7 separate regions of the Mus musculus genome follow, and regions 2, 3, 4, 5, 6 and 7 are each linked to region 1. A link is a loop called in an ENCODE intact Hi-C map of the cell type or tissue named here. Cell type or tissue: left cerebral cortex. All regions are shown on one strand.

Region 1 (4,000 bases):
TGATTATAATAACCAAAATGTGGAAGTAAACCAAGTATTCATTAAAATGTCATATATACTCATGCAAGAAAATAATGAGCAATACAAGGAATATGATGCTAAAAGTTGATACAACGTGGATGAACTTTAAAAGTACTTCCCAGCTTATCATTGTCACCTATAAAGTTCATGGTCAAGAATGGTAAAATCAGGCCGGGCATGGTGGCCTTTAATCCCAGCATTTGGGAGGCAGAGGCAGGAGGATTTCTGAGTTTGAGGCCAGCATGGTCTACAGAGTGAATTCCTGTAGAACTAGAGTTACACAGAGAAACCCTGTCTCAAAAACAACAACAACAACAACAACAACAACAAAGAATGGTGAAATCAAGTTTAAAAAAAACTACACAAAAGAGTCTCATACTTATTAAGTTTATAATTTTGTGTTGTTTGAATGCACAGCTATTCTTGGCTGCATCCAGCCTGTCTTAGTGTTTGTGGGGTCTTAAATCAAGGAAGCCATGGTAAGCTCTGACTGTCCAGAATGCTCCCTCTGCAGGCTGGAGCTCTGACTATTCAGAGTGCTCCCATTGCACACTAATGCTTCAAGCCCTTCCCTTGACATGGGTCATTCCTAGGTGCTTTACCATATACCACTGCTCGGGATGCTCAGGATAAACTCTGGATTTGGCTGGAGTGGCTCTGTGATGACACTTTCAGCTCATTTGAATCATTCTTTCACTCCTCCCTCATTAATGCTTTTAAAGTCCAATGGAAAGATGTTTAAATAACAGTTTCCTTGTGGAAGGGTGGTACAGGAGGGGTCAAGCACACCACAAGAAGACCTACAGAGTCTACTGACCTGGACCCATGAGAGCTCAAAAAGACTGAAACACCAACCAAATAGCATGCAGGGGCTGGACCTGGGCCTCCCACACATTTGTAGCAGATGTGCAGCTTGGTCTTCAGGTAGGTCCCCTAACACTTGGAGCGGAGGCTGTCTGTGACTGTTGCCTGCCATTGGATCTCCTTCCTGGACTGCCTGATGGGGTCTTAGTGGGAGGGGAGGAGCTTGTTCTTGCTGGGACTGCATGTTCCAGGGTGGGATGGTACCCAGCAGATGCTTCCCCTTCTCTGAGGTCAGGGGGAACAGTAATGGCGGTAGATTTGTGGGGGCTGGGCTGGGCTGGGGAGGAGGGAGGAGCAGCAATTGCAATGTCATATAATAAAAAATAAATAATGAAAAGAAAAAAAGAGTATTAGAAAAAAATAATACCCCTAATCTATCTCATGTATTCCATCACTTGTTCAGACAAATATTATTTCTGCTTCATAAAACACGGTTTTATTAACAGAATTAATTCTGATTTATTGTCTGTATATTTAGTCGGTGAATACTTGAGCTGGTGAACAATTTTGACAGAGTTTTTCAGATTTTAGTTTGGGGAGATGTTTAAAAAAATGTAATAACAGACGAGGCAATTTCATACTAAAAGGATTGAGGTCCTTCTCTACAAGGGTTAATGCGCATGCGCTTCACTTTTGGTTTTATTTAAAAACTCCACCTTGGTTGATTTTTTTTTTTTCCTATCGTCCTTTCACTTCCTTCTAAATTTTATTTTCAAAGTGCAATGTTCCTATTAATTCTTTGCAAGTTACCCAGTATTGTTTTGGGAACACACAGGTATATATTTTATATACAATCTGACAGCAGCTTTGTCCCCCAACAGCCATCAAGGAGTCGTTGGGGTTTAAGAGGTGCGAGGTGCGAAAGCAGCCGGGTATGGTGGCGCATGCCTTTAATCCCAGCACTCGCGAGGCAGAGGCAGGCAGATTTCTGAGTTTGAGGCCAGCCTGGTCTACAAAGTGAGTTCCAGGACAGCCAGGGCTATTCAGAGAAATCCTGTCTCGAAAAACAAACAAACAAACAAACAAACAAACAAACAAACAAACAAACAAACAGGTGTGAAAACCCCAGTCTGCAGGTGCAAAGGGGTCCTCACACAGCATTTCTAGTAAACTTGGGGTGTCCCGTTGACCCTAGGTTAAGTTTTGTTTTCTCCTTAAAGAAAGAGCAGGCACTTGTGATCCGTTTGTGCCAGGCTTCTCCTTGGAGTTCCCTGAAAATTCTGGCGTCCTTTCAAACCCTTGGGGTTCTCTTCCCCAGACTCCCAAGTGGGCACCAGAACCTCTTTTTCATATTTCATAGCGTTTCTCTCATCCCTTCATTTTCTTGAATCCAGTTTGCCACCCTGCCGCATCCTTTTCTATCTCCACGGTGAACTAAACTCACTAAGGGTTTTCCACTGGGGATTTGTCGGTTTTCTTTTCCGTTTATTTTTAGCCTACTGTAGTGCTATTAAATCCAGACTTCCTCCCAGTTAATCCCGATTTCTGTGGATTATCTCATCCTATCCAAACACACTTGCCAAATATACCGTCTTCCTCTTGGCGTGGGTCAATCCCCCTGATCTTTTATGAGCCGCACTGAGACCTTTGAAGTACAAGTCCCTCTCCCCACTGCTGGCAGCTGGCAGATGAACAGCTGCCTGAGGCAGATGGGGGGATGGGCAGGCATGGTTGCCAGAAAACTGTGGCACGGTAAACAATGCAGAATCCCTCGCCAAAGCCTTTTCTCTTTACTGTTTGGCTTTGAGAGCCATGAGGTAAGCTATTGAAAGAAGCTTCAATTGTGAAACACTAGGATCTTACCCAAATATGTAAGCCCAGAATCATCTTTGCTAGAAAGACATTTTTATAAGGAAATCACTGTCACTGTAGATACCCTTTTTGGCTGGGAGAATCTATTTGCTCTGACTCTCAAAAATTAACGTGGATAGGTCTGAACTGATCGTAACCACCACTGTGGATCTTGCCAGAAGTAAACAGAACTTAGCCATTTCCGAGCAATAGGGACTGCATAGAAGGTGGAACGTACAGAAGGGAGACACCATATCTGGGGTCAAGATGTCTGAAATTACCTTTGTGTAGAGTACTGAGTTAGTTTAAATTGACTGGTAGCCAAGTGCTAAGCAACCATGTAAAGGCCCAAGGGAAGCCAGTAAGATCTGATTGGGAACGTCTGTATAGATGGCTAACGCTTTATGGTGCCTGGATGAGCAATCAATAAGCCAATTATCATAGGTGATCAGAAGCTTCTATGTTAACTTTGCAGCTGACAGACAGGCTTAACTGTGCTGCATAGGGGGCATCAAAAGGTTTCTGGGGAAAGTATTTGCATACAAAGGTTACTCGTACCATTTATGTGCACATGAAGAATACATCAAGGCCTAAGTTCTCTATCCCTCAACCAGTGTCCAAGAGCTGATCATTAAAGAATACTGTGACCAGCTCAGCCATTGGTTAATATGTGAAAGAACACATTTCAAATTGCCCAACATTTGCTATTCAAATATTAGGCTCTGCCGCTGGAAGGCTGTTCTAGCTTGCTCAGTGTGTTTTTCCTGTGGCAAGCAAGAGCTTTCAAAGGACAGAGCAGGCATTTTAGGGAGCCTACATTCCAGGGTACTTTTTTGCCTGTTGTTAATGAAGACTTGTGTAGTTTTAACCACTTGAACTGTGGGAGGGTTTTGTGTGAGATTTGCTTTCATCGTAAGACAATAGTTTTTACTGGGTAGATAACTTCTAAACCGGCTTTCAGCAGCCATAAAGACAAAGGATGGAGTGTTGTCATTTGTATTGTGAGTGCTCAGTTCAAATTCTTTGTCTTGCAAAAAGTTTATGTGGAAAAATTTTACATCTTTAAATATTTATATTTTTAAGTTCAGTGTCTTGATGCCTGGTGTGATCCTTGTGTGATGGTAAATGGCTGTGCACATGGGAGATGGAAACAGGACGACTGAAGAGTTCAAGGTCAGCCTGGGCTACAGAAGACCTTGTTTTAAAATAAAAAACAAACACCATAACAAGAATAAAAATTGAAATTAGTAGCTGGGGTTGTTTCCAGCAACCCAAGTAACACAATTTTAAAAATGGGGTACAGAATTAAACAGAGAATTCTCAA
Region 2 (4,000 bases), 220 kb after region 1:
ACGTAAGTCAATACAGGCAGCATAAAATCCGACTACTGCACACAAACACAGTCACAATATACCAGCTCAACCATTCCCATCACTTGGTAATATTTTTATGTAAAATACGTGGATACAGACATGTCTCTTTGACAAACAATGTGAATGTAAGTCACAAAAAAATTTATAATCTAATTTGACACTATATCTGACTGTAACATTCGGCTCATCCTTAGAAGTATATAAACCCTTGCCCCCCCAAATTCCACCTAAAGAGGTCTGTCCTATGGAAATGACACATTTATATAAGAGTTTACAGACCTCCAGACGATTCTCTGAAACACCAGGTAAATTGCAGAAATGCTAGAAGTGACAGAATGTGCCCTCGAAAGGAAAATCCTGGAGTTAGTCAACAGAACAACATGCAGTTGTTCAAAGTGCTTCACAGGGAGATGTGTGCAGGGAAATGGGGGCTGGAAGGACTCTAAGAAAAAAGACATGAATACAAAAGCAGGAGATGGGCTGGCACAGACTGAGTCCTGAAATGGCAGTCAACTGTTTCAGCCTCAGTGTCATTAAAGAAGGTGCAGTGGACAAGTGGCAATGCCCAGGACAGGGGCCATCATGCACTCTGATTAACCTGTTCATCTAGACAGTCCTGCACTGTAGTTAAGAACATAAGGCTTTAGAGCCAACAACTAGAGATGCAATAACCAAAGTCCAGTTTTCCACTTATTACCTGAATCAACTTTGAATGTGAACCTTAGGTCCCAGTGGCCTGAGCCAGAAATGATAACATTATTTCCATAGTACTATTACAGAAAGGAGACTAAACTATGTATGGAAAATTCTGTGTTCAATGATCCTATCAGTATATATTGGGGAATAAGAGCAAATTTTGCTATATGACACTGCCAAAGAAACAGTTTTTAAAGAGTTTAGAAGTAGAATACTGTTAAAGACCTGCGTAGTGCTCACTCCTAAGTAATGGTGTTAACTAAACACAGGAAGGAGACTGTACTGGTCTCTGCTGGGGAAAATAAGATCCGGCAGTGTCTGTCTGTCAGGCCTGCAACACATAACCAGCAGTAGTTAAAGACTAGGCCTCCACTGGGTCTCCAGCAGCCTTCGGGTTTACTTGACCTTCTGCTTTCCTAGTTTAGTTGTAAGAACAGCAGTGGAGGAGACTGCCCTGCTAGTAAAAACAAAAAACAAAACAAAATAAAACAAAACAAAACAAAAACTTGACCAGGAAAGGGAGAGAGAAAGAACAGGAAATGGTGTGGGGAGAGTAGAAGGGAGGGCCTAGGAGGAGTTGAAGGAGGAGAAAGAATACGGTCAAAATATATTGTATGAAAAAGAGAATTTTAATACAGAAAAACAACAGTAACAGAAACTAGGCCTCACCCTTTAGTTTGAATCTGTTGCTTCTTTCGTTCAGTTTGATGTGAGCCCTTGTGTTAGACACATCCATGGGTGAGCATGAGGCACATCCACAGCCTCGGCATAGATGCCCTCTCACTATTGCTATCTGAGAGAAAATGAAAAATAGTACGGTAGCTGCAAAGTCCTTTCATGTCAGGTGCTGTCTAGCAAAGGGCCCCATACTGTAGATCTGCGGAAAATTTAGTATTGTGTACTGTAACAAAATGATTAGTAAAGTTTTGTTATACAGATGGGGCTCACAACGTTTTAATAGAGTGAAGGGCTTCTATATTACTTCAGCATTCCTGAATACTAACAAGGTAAAAATTGATATTGGTGTGTACTTAGCAGCAGATCATGAGAGCCTTGCTACGGCTGGCTTGAATACCACCACAGCTGCAGGTTTTATTGATTGAGCATCTGCTGTTTGCTAGCAATCCTAAACTACCAGTAGCAGTAAGTAAGACCTTTTCTGTCTTAATAAAGCTTCAAAATATATTTCAAGTTTTAATCACCAGAGTAGATTGTTCCATCTTCTGCTTTGCTCAGCCATTTTCATGAGACTGAATAACTAAACAACTGCACACAACATTTTCCTCTCCAAAGAGAATAAGCAAGAACAGGATTTAAGTGGAAACAGACACATCCCAGAAGATTCTATTCCCAGGTTGGTCTTTGACATTCTGCCTTTGAAGATGAGGATATGGGCTAGATGCAAGGCTGCTTAGGATCTCTTAATTTCCTAACTTTCATTGCACTGAAGAAGGAGGAAACAGCTATTCACAGTGTAGTGTATACAAAACACTGTCCTTGGATGGAATTGAACACATTTCAAACTGATTTCCTTCTACAGATAACTGTCATGGTGGGACCGGCCACTAGAGGGGGCTTATTTTGCATCTAGATCCTCATTTGAAGACTGAAAGAACTTCGGGTTAAAATCATGTCACCCACTTTACTCCAAATTTTCACGGAACTGTATATTTAAATATGACATTTTTCGACACTAGAATTACAATGGGTATGCTCCGTATAAAACAGCTATACCTTAAAGGGTACAAGTTAATTAAATTAGAAAGCACAGTCAACACTTGTGTTTTTTCCTGAAATTGAGGTATTTGGGGCCTCATTGCACACAGGCTAAGTAGTTTAACTTAAAGACTCATACTAAAGCTTGGTGACCTGGTTGTTAAGGGTGAACTTTGATTATGTGATTATACAGCTCACTATTTTCTGTTCAGGGGGGACAACGTAAGTACTTTCACTAAAGGACCTAAGTGCCAGCACTAAAGTCTTCGACAAAGCAAGCTGGTGACCTTTAAGGCATTTGAAGGCTCAGAGTTGATTAAAGGTGTTCAGTACAGATCTGATAAACAGAAGTCAAGGACCAAATAAAATAAAATATAAGTTCGTGGGGACAACAGTTTAGTTGTCCGAAATTATCAAATGCAAATAGTGAGACAATATAATAAAAGGTGTAACTTAATCTAAAAGGAAGTGTTGTCGTGTTAAAAAGGAAGCTCTCTATATTAACTAGAAACTAAGAGCACTCGCCGTTATAATGAATAACATTTAAGATGGTGACCTTTGTATAGAAAGCAGTTTATGTCCTTAAATAACATAAGGAAAATCAGTTACTTAGACTTAGACACTCAAGCGGAGCTCCAAGTTTTATGCCCATGTACATAATACCTGAGATTTTTCATCTCATACTGAGTTAGTATTACTATTAATGAAAACAGGGAACAAGCACTTGAAAGCCTCGGAAACTGTAACTGCCAGGAACAAAGTCAAATTGAGCAAACATGTTTTAACAAAAAGAAACCGTCCTACAAAATACTAAAGCACTGAAAGCCAGGGTCCAAAGAACTGCCGGGGTAGAAAACTGCTGAGTCAACGACATTTGCGTCCTTTAAAGTGTACCAACCATAAAACTTCCAAATTCTGATCAAACTATTTACACATGGACATCTCCTCTCAATATTAATTTGTAAGTCAAGATTTGAGGAACTAGGACAGTTGAAATTCTTAAGGGGAATTAAAATCCACAAATAACCCAACTTCTAAGCTAGTAACTATTTGTAAACAGTGTATAAATCTTAAGTTGGTTTTTTTGTTGTTTTTGTTTTCTTTTTTTGGTTCACTTGGTGATAGCTGTCATGTTTCAAGCAAAACACACACTACTGATTGCCTGAAAGTGTTCCTAAAATAATTTATTTTTTTAAAAAAATAACAAATGGTGAGATGTGGAAACTCCAAGGTAATTATGAATGAATGCATCAATACAGACAACTCCTAAATGGAACCCTGTCTCAATCATGAATCTCTTTTCTGAGGGGGGAAAAAAAATCTCCCATCTCATACAAATAGCCCATGGAAATAAAGACCAAAGCCTGTAATCTCTGTCAGAATTGGCAAAAAAAAAAAAAAAAAAAAAAAAAAAAAAAAAAAAAAAGCAAGGGGAAATGAACTACAGGTAGAGAGTAGAAATAACTTAGAAGTCAGTCTAGTTCTTTTTCCTCTTCTTAATGATTTAAAATTTTACAGACCCAAAAGCACTCCAAAAGGAGGAAGAAAACTGCACCAAAGAGTGGCT
Region 3 (4,000 bases), 570 kb after region 1:
GGAAAAGCACACTGCCATGGGGCACATGGGATTCTGCCAACATCACTCAAGGGGTTAAATGGATGAGAAAACCACTGTAGGAGAACCTGAGGTGGCATTGGGCATCCTAAGCACAGTTGAGAGAAGACAGAAGGCATTACCTCAGAGGAACAGAACATACTAATGCTCAGAAGACTTAAACACCCAACAGATAATATTGGTGCCTCTCTCCGTTAAGCCATGTTCAACCATTGGACATTGTTTAGTTCTGTTACGTGTTGCCTTTTTAATTTAATTGCCTCACTGTGAGTAAGTAGTTCTATGGACTCTCTTATCAGTCTGTTTTTCTTCCTGCTTTCAGGTCCCTCAGAAAACTGTTGCACAGGTTAGCATGGCATGAACATGTCAGTACTTATTGACAAGACCCTGGAAACTGTGTAGCAGAGGCAAGCCTCAGCACAGGTGGCATGCAGCACCTCAGCTGAGCGCTATGAGGAAGTCCCACAAATCAGAGGCCCCAGGGAACTAATCCTGGTTCGTAACACATAACATGCTTGCATGATCTTGTTTGGCATTGTGACTTACCTACAAATCTATTACTTGACTTATATAAACTCTAGCATATGCAATAATGTGGCTTGTTATACTGTTATTATAAATATATGTCTTTATTACTTTGTTTAATCTTCAATCCCTGAGAAATCCAATGGTTTTTATTTTTATTTTTTAATTTTCTTTACTAAGTCAACATTCCACAAAGTGTACTCTATGAGTCAGACAACCAGGGCCATGTGGTAATCATGTCCTGGACGTCTTTTCAGACCCTAGCTATTGAAAATGGGCCTTCTGGGTATCTCTACTCCTCCGATCCCTAGCTCTTCAGTCTGTGTATAATTAAGCACTGCAGGAGAAGCAAAAGAATTGGCCTGTGCCACCCATGTAGTATGGGAATGGGAGCCCACAACACTGTGACAGTTCTCTGGGTCTTCTTGGGGTGGGGGTAGGCGGTCCACTGTGGGAGTTTCAGGGTGAAGAAGCTGATGGGATCTGAGGAAGTGTGAGGTCCAAGTTTTATCCAGGACATGCCTAGAGAGAAATGGGAAAACCTATGGGTCAGCAGTAGTTTTGGTAGTTTAAGGAAGAGGTTTAAGGAGGAGCCACTGTTGGCATTTATATTTCGACCTTCATATAAACAATTTGCTGAAAGTAATTATCATTATTTTTTTTCTTTCCTTGAGACATTATATAGCCTTGCTGACCTGGAGCTTGTTATATAGACCAGACTGTCTTCAAACTCCTGGAGATCTGCCTGCTTCTGCCTCCCAAGTGCTGACATTAAAGGGGCAACTGCACCCAGCAAATGGATCTCTCTTTAGAGCTTTACATTTCTAAAAGGGGTATAGGAGGTTTGAGACTGCAAGCCCACATCCAAGGAGCAATAATTAACTCCACACACACTGAGGAAACATGTCAGAGAACAGGAAACATTGCCATCTTCTGCCTATATGAGAATGCTGCTTTTCTTTTTTTAAAACAAACAAACAAACAAAAAAACAAACAAACAAGCAAACAAAAACAAAGAGCTTTGTTCTGATCAAGACCAAGCTACTATTAGAATGTGTGGTCGGTGAGCACATAGCGCCACCTTGTGCAGCTGGGTGCCCTGTGAATGTCTCCTGTGTAGGAAAAATGTAAGCAGCAGAAGTGGAGGTTGTCTCACAGTGGGAGCCAATTCAAGTAAGCAGGCTTTTAGTGTGCAAACATAACTGTGTAAACAAATTCCCAGTTCTTTGCAAAGCAAAGCAGTGGGACCCATAGAAAAACAAAAAGACTAGTTTCTAAGCAGAGCAGGGGATGAGTCTGTTATGAGGGAAAAGTCACAAAAATAAGGTTGGGGGAAGGGAGGAATAACACGGGGAGGAACCAGAGGGAAGGGGAAGCGAGAAACAGGGTCTTAAAAAGGGAAGCAGCTTGAAGAGAGTTCGAGCGGTGTTGGAAGAGAGAACAGCGGAAAAGTAACTGTGGCACCCGTAAACCACAGCAACTAAGACACAGCCCCACCTGCACGCCTCCCCTCCCAGTGGATGTTTTAAGGTGGACAGTGACTTCCAAGTTCTGGCTCCCAGTCTCTGGAACTCCCAGTCTGCCCATTCCGCTGAGCTCTTCCGAAAAAAAAAAAAAATCGCACAGTGAAATCATGAATGTTTTAACGAAACTCGTAGCCTCCGATGAAAATCTAGAAAAGCCCTCAAGAAAACATGTTAGGCATCCGTTGATGTTTGTTTAATTCTTGTCGGGAGCCAAGTGAAAATGTTTGCATGTGCAATCTGTGCACAGTCATCGATCTGGTTCCATCAGGATGTAGCAGAGAGCAGCTGAGAGAAGTCAGGAAAGCCCAAAGGCGCCCGGCAGCCATTATCCCTATTTGGCCCCATTTTAACACTGAAGTTACCTTTCTATTAACTTTAAAAACTTACCATGACTCTATGGTCTTCTGATCCTGGGGATTGTGGTCACCATTGCTTCTTCCTATTCTAAGGCAGAAACGATCTCTCTTTGCTTGGAGAGAATCTAAACGGCCCTGAGTTCTTTGAGGAAACATAACACGGATGGACTCCTTAGAAGAGTCAATAATGGGTGACCATTTTTTAACTTATTCGTTAGTTATTTAATTAGTTATCCCCTTTATTCTAGTAAAGAATAAATCGTTCTTAGTCCTGTGTCTAAGAGAGGAGTGTTGGTAGAAACAAGTAAAAACGTATGATCTGAAAGATGGAGCACCTGTTAGGAGCTCTTTTGCTGCTCTTTCTGAGGATCTGAGTTCGATTCCCAGCACCCAAGTTATATGGTTCACAGCTGCACATAACTTCAGCTCCAGGAGATCCGATACCACGGGTTCTTGCATACACCTGCCATACAGACACTGAGACAAATATGTATCCTTACATGAAAATAAATCTTTGTTAAAAATTAACTCCCAGCAGATTCTGTGTTGCAGTCTATTTCTGTTCATCTAGATCCTTGCCCCCTGGATGGTCTGAGTAAGCCAACCAAAGGGAACTCTTGCCTCCAAATAAAAATGGACGAAAGAACTGAAGAGTCCAGGAGACATGGAAAACTCTCTTAAAAGTCAGCACACGTAAGCGCTTGAACCTTCAGCATTATGTGGTGCTGACTAAATAGAAAGTACATTATTCCCCTCTGCTTTCCTCAACTATTTGTAATCATAAAATCAGAAATGCCTATAACTTCTGGTGCTTAAAAAAAAAAAAAGTGAAGACAAGGCTGGAGGTGGCTCAACTCTTAAGAGCACTATCTGCTCTACCAAAGGACTTGGGTTCAATGCTTAGCACCCATATGGTGGCTCACAACTGCCTGTCATTCTAATTATAGGAGATCCTATACATTCTTCTATCCTGCATGGGCACCGTGCATGTGTGTGGAGCACAGACATACAAAGCATACAAGCTAAACACAACCACACCCAAAATGAATAATAACAATAGTTAACTTTCTAAGTCACCAAAGTCTGCTGTGATCGTACGTAGCACTGGGGAGCCAAGGGCAGAAAGATCACCAAACACCTGAGGTCAGCTTGAGCCACTGGCAGAATAGAATTGCCTGTCTCAGAACAAAGTAACTGCCACTAAAAAGAAAACAGCCCATGAATCTTCTCAGCTAAAAATGTGACTACTGTCATGTAGACTTTAAATATGCATATCAATTTTAGTAACTGCTTCAAAAATCTTTATTTTAGGTGAAAAAAAATGTTTCCCCATAACATTGGATTTTTTTTTACACTTTATTGTAGCCAAAGGTTCAGGAATACAGATAGATAGGAAGGTAGATAGATAGATAGATAGATAGATAGATAGATAGATAGATAGATAGATAGACAGACAGACAGACAGACAGACAGATAGATAGATAGAGGGATGGATGCATGGATGCATGGATGCATGGACGGACGGACAGACAGACAGACAGACAGATAGTTAGATAGATAGATGGGTGGATGGGT
Region 4 (4,000 bases), 180 kb after region 1:
GCCATAGGAATGGTGCCAAGCCCTCCTGGCTGTTCTCTGAGCTGCAGCCTGGGAGAATGCTCAGAACAACACTTCGTATAGAAAGATGTGCAAACGGAGATCTTTCCACTCCAGAAGCATCATTCCTTAAAATCTAAACATTTGTGCTGATTTCTAATGGCTACAATAATGAATTACTGCATTAATTGGCATAGGACAATACAAGTATCTCATATATATATTTTTTTAAAGTATAGAATAGAGTTTATTTAGGGCATGGGGAGGGGAGCTAAGAGGGTAGTAGAGGCAGAAAAAGTCAGAGAGAGAGGGAGAATAGAGAAATAGAGGCCAGCAATGGGCACATGGAGAGTTGGGGGAGGGGAGGGGGAGATGGGCAAGAGGACAGACAGGGAGCAGGAAGGCAAGAGCCCAAATATCTTCTTAATAGAACTAGAGCAGAAATTCTCAACCTTCCTCATGCTGTAGTCCTTTAACCTAGTTCCTCATGCTGTGGTGTCCCCCAACCAGATTTTCATTACTACTTCATGACTGTATTTTTATTGTTATGAATTCATAATGTAAGCATTTAATATGCAAGATATGACTTCCTTGAAAGGGTTGTCCTTCAACCCTCAAAGGGGTCACAATCCACAGGTTGAAAACCCTAAACTAGAGGATGCTTGCTACTCTGGAATCAAGACATCGGAAGACATTACTTCCTTCCCTTTTCTAGCTTCTTGGCCCTTCTTGCATTATCACCATAGTGTCTTCAAATCCTTCTGCTGTCCTCCGTTCTGTTCTCCCTCCCTTCTGACTCTCCAACCTTCCTCTTGCAAGAACTTTTTGATGATTGCACTGAGCCTCCCCAGTAATCCAGGGCAGCCCCTGTGTCAGCCTTCTCTTAAGAGAGAAGGAATAAGCTGTGGTTTCCATGATTTTCGTCCATGGTTTCTTGGCCATGTTACTGCCCAGCACATTTTGAAGGAACTAAGGTAAAAGAGTTTTGCTCACTTTACTGGACTCAGGAAATACAGAAAAAGAGGGGAAGGGTTTGGTCTCAAAATCTCTTCTCAGGATACACCCTTGGTGTCCAGTATCCTCCCATGGTATACTATTATTTAAAGGCTCCATCCCCTCTCAATAGATCATAAGCTAGTGGCCAAGCCTCCAACAAGAGATATAGAGGACATTTTCGATCCAATCTATAGCATCTTGTCATTTCTAGGTCCTGGACTGTACAGTAACATCTACAGAATGTCCCTTGCCACCAAATTAACATACACATGGGTTCTTAAAAAATACAAACTATTCTGTGTATAACCATTTGAAGATTTCAGTTGCTTTTTAAAAATATAGTTTAGTCCTTTATAAAAATGGAATAATTAAATTGACCTCATGGGATGTAAATGAGATAAACTAAATGATGCATCAGGTGGAATGGGAAGATAGAGCAATGCACTTGTGCAGGGACAGTCAGCTGCTCTGCCCTGTATCAGTCAGTGTACTTTGTTCCCTCCAGATCACCTAAACAAACGATGTGAGGTCACTTTAAATCTTTGGTCTCAGTTTCTTCATCTCTAAGTGTGTAATTTTTTATGAATCGTTTTTCCATCTTTATGTGCTGTTATTTGGAAGTCACGTATCTTACACTCAAAGAGGTGATGAAGGGCACTCATAGTGAGCTCAACCTTGAGGGTATTCCTCACAAAGGCAAGAGCTGTAGAATGGATGAGCGTATAAAGAACCAAAACCAGAACCAAGATTTAACAAGATTGGAGATGAAAAGAGGGTGCGAGTGGAGGCTGCAGAGCTGAAAGGGCTGAGGAGACGGTGTGAGGGGATAAGTATCTTTAACTGTGAAGTACAAAGAAGATGGGTGTTTACCTCAAGGTCTTGAAACCTCTCCTCCTATATACTCCAGGAAAGGTGAAGTCTAGGAATGGTAGTATTGAAGAGATGAAGGTACAGAGAAGCACTGGGAAGTTGGAAGCAAGATCATCTGCAGAGTGTTAAGACAGAAATCATAACTACCAGCCACTTCCTTGGAGTAGCCAACACCCTTGCGTTAGCAGTCTTGGTACGATGTGGTAAACTGGAATCATTTGTAATTAAGGAAGCCATTGGACTGAGTGTGCACAGAGATCAGAATGAATACATGATTGTAGTCATGTATTCAGTGATATACAGTAAGAGATGTGATGTAGACTGTTCTGATGTGCACATATCACATCACAAGAGTGAACATCAGTGGTGTGGTACACTGTACAACTTTACTGTCTTGTGTGGCTGCCAACATAATCACACTAGTGGCTGGGGACTACAGATCACTTGTCAGCTTGAGTTTGCTCAGATCAAATAGCTCAAACAGAGAATTTAAGTAACCCTTTCATGAAAGACTTGGTGTATTGGTCTTTCTATAAAGACTACTTTTGCCTAACCATCATATAATGGTACAGGGCTCTGTTTTCTCTATAGAGACAGAAAGAAAAACTTGCATGAAAACACTATTTATATTTGGTGGTTAGTTTATTATCATATATCACTGTTTACATTTCCTTTGATATTTAAGGACATTATAAATCATACTTTAACAAAAATCTATGCATGGCATATGTAAGCAAGTAACAGTTTAAAGGACAGCAAGGAGCTATGTAGACCTAAGATCTATTGATACTCAAACTAGCTTGTGCATAGTAACAATTGAAAAGTTGATACACTGGCATATTGGTTAAGTGTTCAGGTGCTGTAAGAAACACCTAGAAAAGAAGAACTTCAATCAGACATACACAAGAGTCTTAGAATTTCATCTAGAAGTTAATCCCTCAGTCTAGTGGTGCTCTAAGTGGTCTTTCCATTTGGCACTTGGCAATACAGACAAACAAATAGGCAGTTTAATGTGATTTTATTATTCTTAGATGTTTTAGCTATTTTTATATAGATAAGAACACACAATATTGTTTTTAAGACTTTCAGTTTGATAAGTGTGTAATTAAATGCCACCATACTCTCAGTGTCCAAAGTTGTCTTCTTTTTTTTAACTGAATATTTGGTAACATGCAGAAGAGACTGACAAAATGGTTTCTATGACAACTTTTAATGAAAAGTTTACATAGAAAAGTGGGATACTAATTCAGACCACCAGTCTAAATCCTTGGTGACACCTCATGCTGGAAAAAAATTGTGAAATGTTTTAGACAGTTGTTTTTCAATGCTTAATCCTAGAGATTCAGAATTTTGACTGAAAATGCATAGAAGAGATCTTTTTCCCAAAGGCATGTTTACATACATTAATTTTCTAAAAGAAAAAAAGAAGAGTCAACATTTCAGTGGATCTCAACCTTTCTAATGCTGTGACCCTTGAATACAGTTGCTCAGGACCCCAACCATAAAATTATTTTCATTGCTACTTTAAAACTGTAATTTCCCTACTGTTATAAATTGTGATGCAAATATCTGTGTTTTCCAATGGTCTTAGGGGACCCCTGTGAAAGGGTCAGTCTATCTCCCACGGGAGCCACAGAGCACAGGTTGAGAACCACTTCTGGATTTGAATACATCTCAGTTTGGGATCTCATCAGCTTTTTATATAACATATGAAAAACAGATCCAGGACCACATCCTTCATATATCATATCTAAGCAAGAACAGAGACAATGGCAGACACCAGCATTTTTTCTTTAAGCCGTTTGAGAACAGTGCATTTGGCAGAGTGACACATTTGCCATATTGGCAGCAAAGGGTGTATCACATAAACAACTTAAGGTATGGAGGTGAACAAATTGTATTTATCTTTATCTTAATGCCAACGTAAAAGCTTCAATTTACTACTTGATTTCTTTACAAGATACACTGAAAAAATGCATATGAGGTAAGAACTATTCTTAAATGAAAACTGCGAATATTTTACAGATTATTTTGTTCGTTATGTTTATACAATGCACCATTCATTTCAGTCATTAAAACACCTTGCACCTGACATGGCATCTTCCATCTTAACACTCCTCAAATATGAGAAAAATGA
Region 5 (4,000 bases), 190 kb after region 1:
TGCTGGAGGTCCAGTGAAGGGCCTTGTGCATGCTAACCCGGCTCGACCACTGAGCTAGCTATACTCTTGACCTTTTGTTCTGTGTCTCACCATTTTCCAGACTGTCTTCAAATTCACTCTACAGCCCCAACACCAGGCATGAGAAAAACCCTTTTGAGTTGCTGCTCAGGGTTGTCCTACAGGTAATATACAGACTGTGCAGGTTGTATTTAAATATTTAGGAACACACACACACACAGAGCAATGAAAGAAAAGAGGCCAAGAAACTGAAAGAGAGCAAACATGGTAGATGGGAAAGGTTGTAGAAAAAAAAGGGAAACAGAAAAGGAATACAATTATGGTTCATTTCAAAAATAATAAATTAAGAATAAAATATTATGTGTATAGTTGTTTTGCCTGCATGATGTATGTTTGTATGTATACACACACACACACACACACACACACACACACACACACACACACGTGCATGTGCAACACAAGTATGCAGTGCTCAAGGGTGCAGAGAGAGCACTGGGTGCCTGGAAGTGGAAACTGTGGACTGTTCTGAGCTCCCATGTGGGTGCTGGGGATCAAGAAGGGTAAGCAAATGTTAATTGCCAAGCCATCTCTCCAGGCTAGAAATGTTGTTATTTTTTTCACTGCCGCACAATTACTCATATGAACAGGTTACAATGTGACATTTCAATTCATCTATATAGTGTGTAAGCAAATCAGGCAATTATCTTTCACTGTGAACACTCATCTGTTATTTGCATGAAGAACCTTTGATTTCCTTTTTTTCTAGTGATTTTGAATCATGCAATGAACTGTTGTGAACTTCTGTCATCCTGCTATGTTGTAGAAGAGCCGAAGTTACTCCCACTATCTGTCTGTTACTACCCAATAGCCAGCCCCACTCTGCGGCCATTTCCAGCATCTGAGGGATCAGCCTTGGAGGTTTGCACACATGGATGCTCTCTATATTCTATAATGTCCTTCAGACACACCGCTTTGAGGCAAATACTAATATTCTATTCTTTTATGAGTAAATTATATCCAAAGTATGGTTAATCCATTTTCTTTATAATAACTATTAAAAATTTTTAGGAAATCTTTTTCCTAAAAATTTTCAGGAAAAAGATTGACCAAAACTATCATCTTCATTCTCCATTCAAAAAAAAAAAAGTCCCATACAATCAGACACAGCAGATTCACTCACAATCTAAAAAGCAACCAGGACTGTGATTTAAGCCACACTTTTAAATGGCTATACTCAAACAGCTCATGAATAGTTACTTAATAAACTTCATGTTAGTCAAGATATTCTTACAATCTAAACCAGTATATCTTCAAATAAGCTAATATTTGTAAAGAGAAATTTATTAATATAAGCATGATATCCTCCTGAGGGGGTAACAAAGAACAGTTATTAAATTATCTAAACATCAACTTGCTTTTAAGAAAATTATTTAAAATAATTTATTATTCATACTATTTTAAGTAAACTATAATGAAGTTAATTACGTGACCATAAATATAACGAAAGCAGTTCCGAAGTTGCTTGCTATCTAAAATGGGTTATGATGATATGTTTAAGTGTAATACAGAGATGCTTAGGCCTACAAGGTTTTTTCAGCTGTCGAAAGCCCTTACCTTGCTTAGGAATGCCTGAGAACCTGGAATTTCAGAGCTGTACTGCGTCTGGTCCACAGGGGTGCGCTGTGGCCCTGGCTGGCACTGATACATGGACATGGCCCCAGCATAGTATGCCTGAGGACTGACCATGGCGGACTGTGAGTTTATCCCATGACTTTGGTTTTCAGGAACTTGTAAACAACTGACAAAATCTAAATTAGAAGTAGTGGGATGCAGGGACGGTTCAAAATCCCTTCCAGGGAAGTCCAACTGCACACTCTTGGAATGTTCTGGAAGCAGAGGCTGATTACAGGGAGCAAAGTTCTGTGTGTAAGGCACACTGTCCACCTCTGGTTTGTAGGGAAATTCCTGAGCAGTCCCCTGTAAGCTGGAAAAGAGCTGATAGTGCTTTAGTTCCTGCTGGGGACAGTTGAAAGACACGGGAGGGGTGGGGTTCCAACTTGCAAACGTGCCGTTGATTTGCGTGTGCTTCGGACCCAGATCTTGCTGGGGGCACACCATCTGACACAGCTGCTGCTGGGGCTCCAGAGCCTGCGGCGGGGGCTGCTGAAGCTGTTGCTGTTGCTCTAGTTGCAGGCGCTCCTGCAGCATACAGCTTAGGTGCTGAGTCACAGGCTGCTGCTGGCAAGCCGAGTTCAGCAAAGTTGAATTGTTCAGGGAATCCTGCACGTAGGTCAGGATTTCGTCCGTTATGTCGATGTCTTTGAAGTCAACCTCACCAGCAGCGGTGGAGTCAGTTCTGAAGAACTCCTCGTTCTGCATGCTTCTGATATCTTCAAAATCAATCCCAAGGTTCCTCATGATGCTGTACAAGTCATTATTTTTATTATCCGGAAAGAGCTCTGAGGGGCCGCCAGAGAGTGCAAGGTTCACGTCCTGAGCATGGCCAATTTGCTCATGTTTCAGCGCAGCCTCACTTCCTGCGGCCGCAAAGCTGTCTTGCCAACTCCCGCACTTGCTCACGGAGCCCATGAGAAAATGGCTGTCTAACAGCGCAGGGCTTGAAGGAGGACACAGATAGATGGACTCATCCTGCTGGATGAGGGCACTCATAAGAGAACTGGGGTGGAAAGAATCCTTACTTGGGGTTGACTGGGGAGCCCAGTCTTTCCTGCTAGTGTTGCTTTTGGTGCGTATTGGTAGGGGATCCATTATGGGAGAGAAAGGGCTGGAGATCTCGTACAACACAGCCTCTCCGGTAGCAAACATGAAGGGCAGCGACGTACTTCGCTTCTGTAAATGCTCTCGTCCTTCTTCATCCCTAACAGGGTAGGCAAGAAGGTCTGAATACATTAGAGTTTGATCATACATGATTTAAGTAAGATATTTCTAAAAGGAAGAAAAGGTAAAACGCACTAAAGCTGAGCTTGATAGCAAGGAACATGGATTTTATTTTGAACTAAATTATTCTCATGACTAGTGTTATGCAAGTGGAGTGAAAACTATATAGGAAAAACATATAAATACCAAAATAGAAATATACCTAAATAAAATAATAACTAGGAGACATAAATGGAATACAAAAGAAATGGACAACAGCAAATCAATAAATGAAATGTCTACGCCTGGAAGACACTGGTGACATCAGAGGTCTGTCAGCTGTAACAATCAATGGTTTTATGAAGCATACATCCCCTATGGGTAATATAAACATTCACTATGGTTATGGGTTAATGACTCAGTTCTGTGCAAATGTTAATTCTTTCTTGAAAGAGTTATGTCTTCAAAATCCCAACAGTGTTTTTTGTTGTTGTTGTTGTTGGGGATTTAGTCTTTAATAAATGAGTTTTAAAGTACATTTGGAAACATAAAGAGTAAAGAAGAGCCAAGACAATTATGAACGAGAACAAAATGTATCCAAAAACAACAACAAAAAAAGACATGTATTCACAATATAAAGATAGCACAATTAGGGCTGTGTGATGACCCATAAGGCAACAGCAGTGGACAGCCAGCAGCTCTAGAAATGGCAGTGACCGGCCAGCAGCTCTAGAAATGGCAGTGACCAGCCCATAGCTCTAGAAACAGGACCACATATAGAAGCCTGACAGGCAGTGCAGTGCTCAGACTCTGTCAAGGGTTTGTCTCCTTAACAAATTCTGTTGGCTAACTTGATAGTCAAAAGGAAGGAGAAAACCAGTCAGGATGCTTAGCTCTACCTAACTCCTAAAAAGCAATTAATATTTCACCAAAGATTCCTTTCTGGAATCTGTGAAAAGCTTCCAAATTGCTGTGAACCTACTGTAAACAAGTGCTATAGTTTTCCTTTTATTTTTGAGATGACATTGTCTTTCATCTCCTCAACTGCAGGATGAGTTGGGCATTTTTAGCTTCATCTACTTAGCTGCTTGATAAAGCTTAT
Region 6 (4,000 bases), 200 kb after region 1:
ATGGCAAATGTTCTGTCTGCTTCAAAACCTGACCAGCCTCAGAGTTTCTCTGCCTGGCCCTGATCTGTCAGACTAATGACTTAACCCAGCATAGCAGATACTATAGATAGCGCAGAGCTATATCTGCAGGTCGCTAAAAGTTCCTTATGAGATTACTGATAAATTCAAAAGAAGAACAATAACCGCGAAGCAATATAGCAAAATGCATGTTCTCAAATCTGAAAGAAAAAAAAATCAAGAACCTAAAATTCTTCCAGCACCCATTTGACCTTACACTATAAAACAGATCAAGCAGTAAAGAGTCCATTTTCTAAAAACCTTCATTTGAGATGATGGAAGGGGAATGCATGTACCTGCTGAAAGCCCAGGTAATCTTGGATAGTGGAGGAAGCATAGAAGACCAAGGCATCTGCTGTGACAACCAGCACAAAGCCATTCAGCGCCTGCAGACAGGAAGGTGGCGTTAGAGGTGGAAACTGTCACTCAGAAATCCTGACAGTTAGGTAACAGGCTGTTTCTCTTTATCTCTCAACACCTGCTCTTCAAAATGACTACAATTCTTACGCACCTCAAACACAGCACATTACATATGGACTACCGTGAGTCTACTCATGCCTCCGACTTGACTGAGCAAAAACTTACAGCTAAATCTAAAGTCTAAACAGGTATATGAATAGAATATCAGGCTTTCCATTTTCCTTCTATTCCAGGTTTCTTTGAAATACACTGCATCTAATTTTTTTGATATAAAATAAACTGCCCAGAAAACATTGATGATGGTTACATGCCTTTCTTTAGGGAGCACAGAAGGAAAAACCCACTTGTTGGACCTTTAATTGGAGAAAGCCAGTCAGAAGATAGAACTGTTTCCACCCCACAATACCTCCAGCATTGACTGAATTATAAAGATATTAAAACTTTTATTGGTAAGTACAATGCACATAAAATATAACATTCACATGGAAATGCATTGTCTTATACCTTCTCCTTATTTCTATTCGTTTAAGCCACACTCTACCCCTTCTCCCTCAAGCCTGTATTATCATTATGATTATTTTGTGTTCATTCCTTCTTTTACTTCATGAGTTCTTCTTTTTCTATTTTGTTAATGTTTTTTTTCAAGGTCAGTGTGAATAAAAGGTTTATCTTCCTCTTGGATAACAAAAGTATATGTGCTCATGTCAACTGTCCATTGCCTGAAACTTTGAATCAAAAAGCTCTTACAAGTCCCCACTCAAATTGTCCAACGTCTCCCCAGAGACGCAAGGTAATCTCTTTATTATAACCCCCTATAAAACCAAAAGGCAAGTTACACACTTCCAACATACAACAGCACAGAATATACATGACCATTTCAAAAGGGAGGACTGGAGCACAGGGAAGAAATATTGGACCCTAGCAAGCCTGGAACCCAACAGGGCAAACGCCAGATCCTCTAGCTGTGTGCAGATTGCCAGTTGAGTGTGGTACCTGAATGGGAACTGCACCCTTAGTCTTGGGCATTTGAACAGTTGGTCTCAATTTGGTGGAGCTGTTTGAGGTGCGGCCTTGCTGGAGGAAGTCAGTCACTAGGGGGTTATATGGTCACTCTGAGATTATAGAGTCTCACCCTATTTCCAGTTCATTCTCTCCCCACCCCCTTCTGTGTGTGTGTGTGTGTTTGTGTGTGTGTGTGCAGGCATTTGGTGCTTCCGTGTGAAGCTGTGAGCTCTCAGCTTGCTGCTTCTGTTGCTGTGTCTGCTGCTTGCTGCCATTCTTCCCTACCATGTTGGATTCTAACCCCCCAGTACTGTAAGCCCAAGTACAAGCTCCCTTCTGCAAGTCCCGCTTAGTCATGGTGTCTTATGACAGCAATAGGAAGGACCTGATACAGCTCCCCTCACTTCACCGGCCAGAGCTGCAGGCAATCAGGGAACTGCTTTGCCACCATCATGCCCACTCACTCCTGTTTTAGTTGGATACAATCAGTAACTATCTGCTGATGCTATGAGAGCCAAGCATAGTATGTACTCTAAGAAGACACAGTTCAAAATTTTAAGAACCTATCCACCATCAAACCTACTAGAAACTCCCTCATTCTAAAGCACAAAATGAAGGTCTATGGTTGCTGGGGGAAAAAAACCTATAACATGTAAGTCATGCATTGTTGCTCAAATGAAATGCAAGTTATAATATTACACATTAAAAATAAAATTCAAGTAAAAACAGTCTTTGCACATTGAGTACATGCTTTAAGTCTCTACATGAGCAACATTGTTTTGAAAGTGCACACAGATTCATCAAGAGAAACAACAGGGAGGATGACTAGACCTGATTAATCCAGTTCCCATTATCCCAGGATGATCAGACCAGATTAATCCACTTCTTCTAATCCCATCTGCCAGGAACTAGAGAAGACCAGTGCTGCAGCTGACATGAACGTGGCACAGAGAGACTTCAGCGACTTAAAGAGATTAGCATAGCTGCATCTCCTCCTTCTGTGTGCTCCTGTCCTCCCTGAGGGCACTAGAGTTACCTGTAACAAGAACTCTCCTTCTTGCAAATCCTGCCAGTCTCTGATTTGTGCTCTACACTGGTCCTGGCCTCCATTTCTGTCAGCAGGGGTGGACTTTAATGCAACTATAGGGGGAAAGAAAAGGGAGAAGTAATTACACAAAAGGCACATATTCAAACAAGCACTATTCAAAGACTATAACAGAAACCATCAAATAGATGATTCGAAACACCACGCACGTAGCATGATTGGCGAGAGGCAACACAACCGAACACAGTGGTTATGGCTACCACTTAGCTCAGCATTTTATCATGCACTAACAAATCTCACTTGAAAGCACATGGCTAACATAGCTGACCTGGTTAGGTACAAATCTTAGTTCTGCCATTTACTAGACATATCAACTCCTTGAGCCTGTTTACTGATAATGCGAAAGGGCGATCAAAACAAACACACAAAGTGAGACCGTCCTGCAAAGCTGTTGTGAAGAGTAATGAAAATGCCCATGCAGTTCCTGACACAGCAGACCAGCAGTTCAATAAACAGTTGCTCTAATTAGAGTGTTTACCAGAGTTTAAGGATTGCCTTATTAGAAAGAATAATCTGCTAAATGCTTCGCATTCTTATCTTCCCTGATCCCTTGCTACCCTGTGATATTTAAATAGTGACTCTACAGTCCTCGAGAATTATTTTATTAGATTTCTATGTTCCCCTGGTTCAGGGAAAGCTTTCTGAGCAAGCTAGGGGTCACGTGAGTCATTCTTGTGTTTGCATTTTCTGGCAAATCATCACCTTATATGTCATACCAGAACCTTGGGCCAAGCTCTCGCCTACCTTTGCAGAAGCTGAAAGATATTTCTCTGAGAAAAGAGGCCAGGATTTGGCCTCTGTGTGTAAAATTTTCAAAAGGCCACAGAACAGACTTCCTCAGGCCAAAAAATAGTGTGGGGGTAAACTGGTCTCCTATTAATCAAGACTAAAAGGAAATACTTAAATGTTTCTCACTGAAATGCAGAGCAGAGAATGGCCTTTTCTTCCTTTCTGTACATTCTTACCTAGTGTTGCTGCTTGCTTTGATAGGAAAGCTTGCTGTAAGGCACTGGCTGCTTATAATGCCAAAGGAAAATAAGGACTCTGCTACTTCACCAAGCAGAGAAGATTTGAGCTTTACCAAGTAAGATCCACTGTTGAAAAGATGGGAACAAAGCCAAACTCAAGCCTGTACATTCTTATAAAGGGAGCAGTAGCGGTCTAAAACTAGACCAATACGGTGTCAGGAAAAAAAGACCTCAATTATCATCTGAAATCTCTTCACATTAATTTTTGGATGATGGAATTCATGTCAGTACCAATAAAAGAAAACAATAGCTCAGCATCTAGATACTTGGTTTATTTTTGTACGGCTAATGAGAAACCAAAGGTATTTGTCCTGTTTGCTACAGGGCTTGTATTGAGATTAGTAACCAATGCAATTGGACTTAGCCAGTCTTTCAGGAGGATTTGCAA
Region 7 (4,000 bases), 360 kb after region 1:
TGTTTAAATAGGTAGACTTGCTTCTCACTAAAACCAAACAGTGCTTGATGATTCAATGAGATGACTCAGTAGGTAAAAGCTTTATTCAGTGTCTTTGTTTCCATCGCTGTGAAAAAACACCATGACGAAAGGTAACTTGAGAGGAAAGGTATTATTTCTTCTTGTACTTCCAGATAACAGTCCATGGCAGAGGGAAGTTGTGGCAGAAACTCAAGCAAACCAGAAACCTGTAGGCGAGAAACGAAGCAGGAACATTGTTTACTGGTTTATTTCTCATGCCTTGCTCAGCCTGCTTTCTTATATAATCAGCATCATTTGCCCAGGATTGGCACTACCCACAGTAGGCAGGGCACTAGCACATCAATTACTAACTATAAAACTGCACTACAGGTTTTCCCACAGGCCAGTCCGGTGGTGGTATTTCCTCTATTGAGATTCCATCTTCCACATAATTCTATCTTGTGTCAAGTTCACATAAAACTAGCCACACATTCTATAAGCCTGACAGACAGCCTGGAAGAACAGAAGAAACTCCTTAATGCCTGTCATGGCATACCTCTGCCTGTGCTTACATATACACATGACACATCCGTGAATGATACATTTTTAATTAAGTACAAAGAAATAGAAGCATGCTGTCACTGTAGTAAAAGGACTATGTTACAATAGGACATTAGAAAGTGCTTGTAGGTAGAAATTCTCAACGCTCTTGGGGCATCCCTCACCGTCAGTGTCATCTCTGTTTGGGGCTGGACTAGTGTGCATCTTCCCCAGGACCTATTTTATGAAATGAATACCATGTTTTAAATAAAGATTCAGAGTAGATTAATTTGCCAACAGAAGGCAGCTATAGACTTTTCTTTGTCATGGGACTGAAAAGAAACAAATTTCTACCTCAATCAAATTTTATATTTTCTCTATACAAATATGTTCGGATATTTATTAAATGTCATATGTACTCTACAATCCATATTTTCAGAATATTTTACACTAAAACTTTAGATGTTTTGACAATAAAAATATTCCAAGGGCAATGTTTTGTGCGTGATCATTCCATCTTTCCTTTTACACCAGCTTCTCCGAGTACACTATGTAACCAATGGTGTTTCGAGGGCTCTGTCTTTGAAGTTTGCAGTGAGGAAACACACTTCATCATCTCCTTAACTCCTTCTGAGCATTCATCTCTAGACTGCTAACGAACCTGGACTGAGAATATACTTCCAACCAACTTCATCACCTACCCCTAAAACAGTCAAAAAGATTTTGTTTTCTAATGCTTGGCAACAGATTTGAAAACGAATTTGTTTCCTACACTGGCCAATCATTTTGTAACTTTCACTTATTTTAACAATTGTGGCAGATTCAACAACTTCAATCTAAAAAAAATCCAGAATTTTTTTTTCCACATAGAAGGTTTTTGTTTTGTTGTGTTTTGTTTTCATGCTGGCTGACACGGGAAAGAGAAAATAACATTGGAGTCTATAGTAAATCTTTCAATATGGTGACCATATTTTTAGGTTTCAAGAAGGGTTGAGGGGCACATGAGGAAGGTCCCACAAAGGAGAGTGAGTATGGAAAATGGTAACATTCCTATAACAGATGCTGTCTTCTGAACTCCTTGGATGACATGCATACACATACATACAAAGAGGCAAAATATTCAAACATAAAAAACTATTTTTTTAAATGTTAAAAAAAGTTTTGAAGTACATTTTTTTCTCTCCTTTACGGTTCTTTCTCATCTAACAATATACAACATAGTACAGGAAACTCTGGCAAGCTTTGACCCCAAACATACCTAGACTCGTAGAAGGCTGTGAATTGGCACAGGAAGGCAGTAAAGGCAGGGTGGCTCCCAGCAGCAGTGCTCATGGTGGAGCACTAGACCGGAATTGAGCTGAAAACTATAGAGTGTAGCAGAGTAGAATTGGTGCCGGAATAAGTGATCAGAAATGCAGGAGCAGGACCTAGTTGGGCAGAAAATAGGACAAGTGATTAGATATCCCAGGATCCTTAATCAGGGGACACTTGTCCTCTAGACATTAAGCTAAGAGCTGTTCATAGTTTACAGTTAAACACCTCTTTAGAGAACTGCCTGGCTCCAAATGGGGGGAGGGGGGTCTTGTTCTCTCCCCATCCCTCAACCCCTTATTCTTAACTCAATTCCTTTACATCTTGTAGCACCTAACAACGTTTTCTCTTAACTTTTGGCTAGATTTTATTTCCTATGGTTGTATGTCCCCACACATTTTTTTAAATGGTTCGAGTTATTGTACAAAGCAACGAGCTTCGCGTTGACCCTTTTTTTTTCAAAAGGAGTCCATACTTTGACCATACCCATTTCCCATTACCTCCTCCTAGGTTTTCTTCCAGCTCTTGTATAGTAGACTAGCGCCCCCTCCTGGAAACAGCCATGGTCCCTAGCTAACTGGTGAGCTAGTTACTCCAAGAGACTGGGTTTTTCCACAGATGGGATCCACTCCCACAATCCCCTGTGACACTATTCTAATGCTACTGTATCTGAGATCAAATAGTTGTTTAGCACCATCTGCTGTATAATCCCAATTCTCTTTTTTCGGGGGACGGGGGTGGGGGAAGAATTAACAGTCTCTACTTCTAGATAACCAATCATGGGGGATGAAGAAACGTGAGTTTCTTTGGAGTACCAATGATCTAAGAGGCAAGGTGAAGAGATGCTATCCGTTCCCTTTTGCTCCTTTTATTAGCTCAGCTTGGAAAACTAATCTTTCTCATCAATGGCATTTAAGACCGATTCAGCTGATGTTCAATTATAAGGTAAGCAGAAAGAAGAAAAAACAATCTAAAAATGAAACAAAACAAAACAAAAGAAAACAACAACAACAACAACAAAAAAAACCCTAACTACAAAAAAAATCTTCTGGGTATATTAAGACATTTTACTTCTATCAAGTAGTCAACAAGAAACCAAGAAGCATCTGTGGGCCCATGCTGATGACTGTATCACCTTATAATCCATATTCCATTACCTTGACAAACCGTCTATGACTACAGAATAGAAACATTTCCTTAAAGACATTATAAATTATTTTAAATGGGAAAAAACAGGCTATTGTCTTAACCATAGTTCTATGGATGTGGAGAGACACTATGAGCATAGCAATGCCTATATAAGAATGCGTTTAATTGGGGCTAGCTTATGGTTTCAGAAGTTTAGTCCATTCTTGTCATGGCAGGGAGCACGACAGCACACAGGCAGACATGGTGCTAGAGAAGTAGCTGGGAGATCCACATCCTGAGTCATAGACAGAAGGAAGAGATAGATGCTGGACCGGGATTAAGCATTTAAAACCTCAAAGTCCACCCCCAGTGACACAATTCTAATAAGGCCACACCTACCCAACAAGGCCACACCTCCTAATCCTCCTAACTAGCACCACTCCCTGATGACTAAGCATCTGAGCCAATGGGGGTGGGGAGCGCCATTCTTATTCAAACCACCATAACTGTGACAATTATTTATGCCTTCACCTCCCAGCTTAAGAAATGAGCTATGTGGGGGTTGGAGACATAGCTCAATCCATAGCAACACTTGCTGCAGCATATGAGGAACTGTTTGGATTCCAGTACCCAAGCATCATGCGGCCATATGCACATGCCTATAACTCTACTGCTGTGGGGAGAGAGGTGGTGGAGACAAGTTCAGCCGGGCTTGCTGGCTGCCAGTCTAGCTTCAGCTTTGGTGAGAGATACGGCAGGAATTGATAGATTGTGGTTGGTAGTATCTTCATCTGGCCTCTACTTAGATACCTGTGCATGCAGATCTGTACCACACTCACACACTAAATACATACACATAAAGGATTAAAATATTTCAATAATGTCCCTCATCTCCCGCTCCTTAAACATAACCCTCTTTTTCATTCTGGTGTTTATCAACCCACCTTTTACTTTCTTTGCATTTTCAATCTGTGTGACACGTGTGCTCACCTGAAAGTGTTCTGCATTTCGCTTTTCATAA

The links. Hi-C counts contacts between places; a loop is a spot of excess contacts. Peaks named below come from ENCODE experiments on the same cell type or tissue, not always from the same donor. Only the 100,000 strongest peaks of a DNase experiment are listed, where the experiment ranks them.
Region 2: a loop joins it to region 1, with 4 times the contacts of the local background. A loop is called at or near these places in 13 of 42 quality-filtered maps.
Region 3: a loop joins it to region 1, with 5 times the contacts of the local background. A loop is called at or near these places in 8 of 42 quality-filtered maps.
Region 4: a loop joins it to region 1, with 2.7 times the contacts of the local background. A loop is called at or near these places in 3 of 42 quality-filtered maps.
Region 5: a loop joins it to region 1, with 2.2 times the contacts of the local background. A loop is called at or near these places in 4 of 42 quality-filtered maps.
Region 6: a loop joins it to region 1, with 2.5 times the contacts of the local background. A loop is called at or near these places in 3 of 42 quality-filtered maps.
Region 7: a loop joins it to region 1, with 3.0 times the contacts of the local background. A loop is called at or near these places in 9 of 42 quality-filtered maps.

The regions. Positions count from the first base shown.
Region 1 is chr12:35,310,867-35,314,866 of GRCm38, forward strand. No RefSeq gene overlaps it. Among named protein-coding and RNA genes, the nearest start is that of Mir680-3, 120 kb to the left of the region's middle. In left cerebral cortex, no CTCF peak of the experiment used is centred here; a DNase peak (open chromatin) is centred at 2,288.
Region 2 is chr12:35,530,063-35,534,062 of GRCm38, forward strand. The region is part of intron 1 of Ahr (aryl-hydrocarbon receptor); the gene reads right to left. Among named protein-coding and RNA genes, the nearest start is that of Ahr, 2.9 kb to the right of the region's middle. In left cerebral cortex, a CTCF peak has its summit at 2,282 (motif pointing right); a DNase peak (open chromatin) is centred at 2,279; H3K4me3 peaks cover 625 bases; H3K27ac peaks cover 31 bases.
Region 3 is chr12:35,883,447-35,887,446 of GRCm38, forward strand. No RefSeq gene overlaps it. Among named protein-coding and RNA genes, the nearest start is that of Agr3, 40 kb to the right of the region's middle. In left cerebral cortex, a CTCF peak has its summit at 1,617 (motif pointing left); a DNase peak (open chromatin) is centred at 1,640.
Region 4 is chr12:35,495,488-35,499,487 of GRCm38, forward strand. Ahr (aryl-hydrocarbon receptor) reads right to left here. Exons shown (of 11, transcript NM_013464.4): 11 at 2,492-4,000. Among named protein-coding and RNA genes, the nearest start is that of Ahr, 38 kb to the right of the region's middle. In left cerebral cortex, no CTCF peak of the experiment used is centred here; no DNase peak of the experiment used is centred here.
Region 5 is chr12:35,502,078-35,506,077 of GRCm38, forward strand. Ahr (aryl-hydrocarbon receptor) reads right to left here. Exons shown (of 11, transcript NM_013464.4): 10 at 1,636-2,899. Among named protein-coding and RNA genes, the nearest start is that of Ahr, 31 kb to the right of the region's middle. In left cerebral cortex, a CTCF peak has its summit at 1,672; a DNase peak (open chromatin) is centred at 2,221.
Region 6 is chr12:35,512,506-35,516,505 of GRCm38, forward strand. Ahr (aryl-hydrocarbon receptor) reads right to left here. Exons shown (of 11, transcript NM_013464.4): 3 at 2,516-2,619; 4 at 354-443. Among named protein-coding and RNA genes, the nearest start is that of Ahr, 20 kb to the right of the region's middle. In left cerebral cortex, no CTCF peak of the experiment used is centred here; no DNase peak of the experiment used is centred here.
Region 7 is chr12:35,672,313-35,676,312 of GRCm38, forward strand. It overlaps 9130015A21Rik (RIKEN cDNA 9130015A21 gene), which reads right to left. Exons shown (of 5, transcript NR_045050.1): 4 at 1,799-1,967; 5 at 1-227. Among named protein-coding and RNA genes, the nearest start is that of 9130015A21Rik, 21 kb to the right of the region's middle. In left cerebral cortex, a CTCF peak has its summit at 2,409 (motif pointing left); a DNase peak (open chromatin) is centred at 2,396.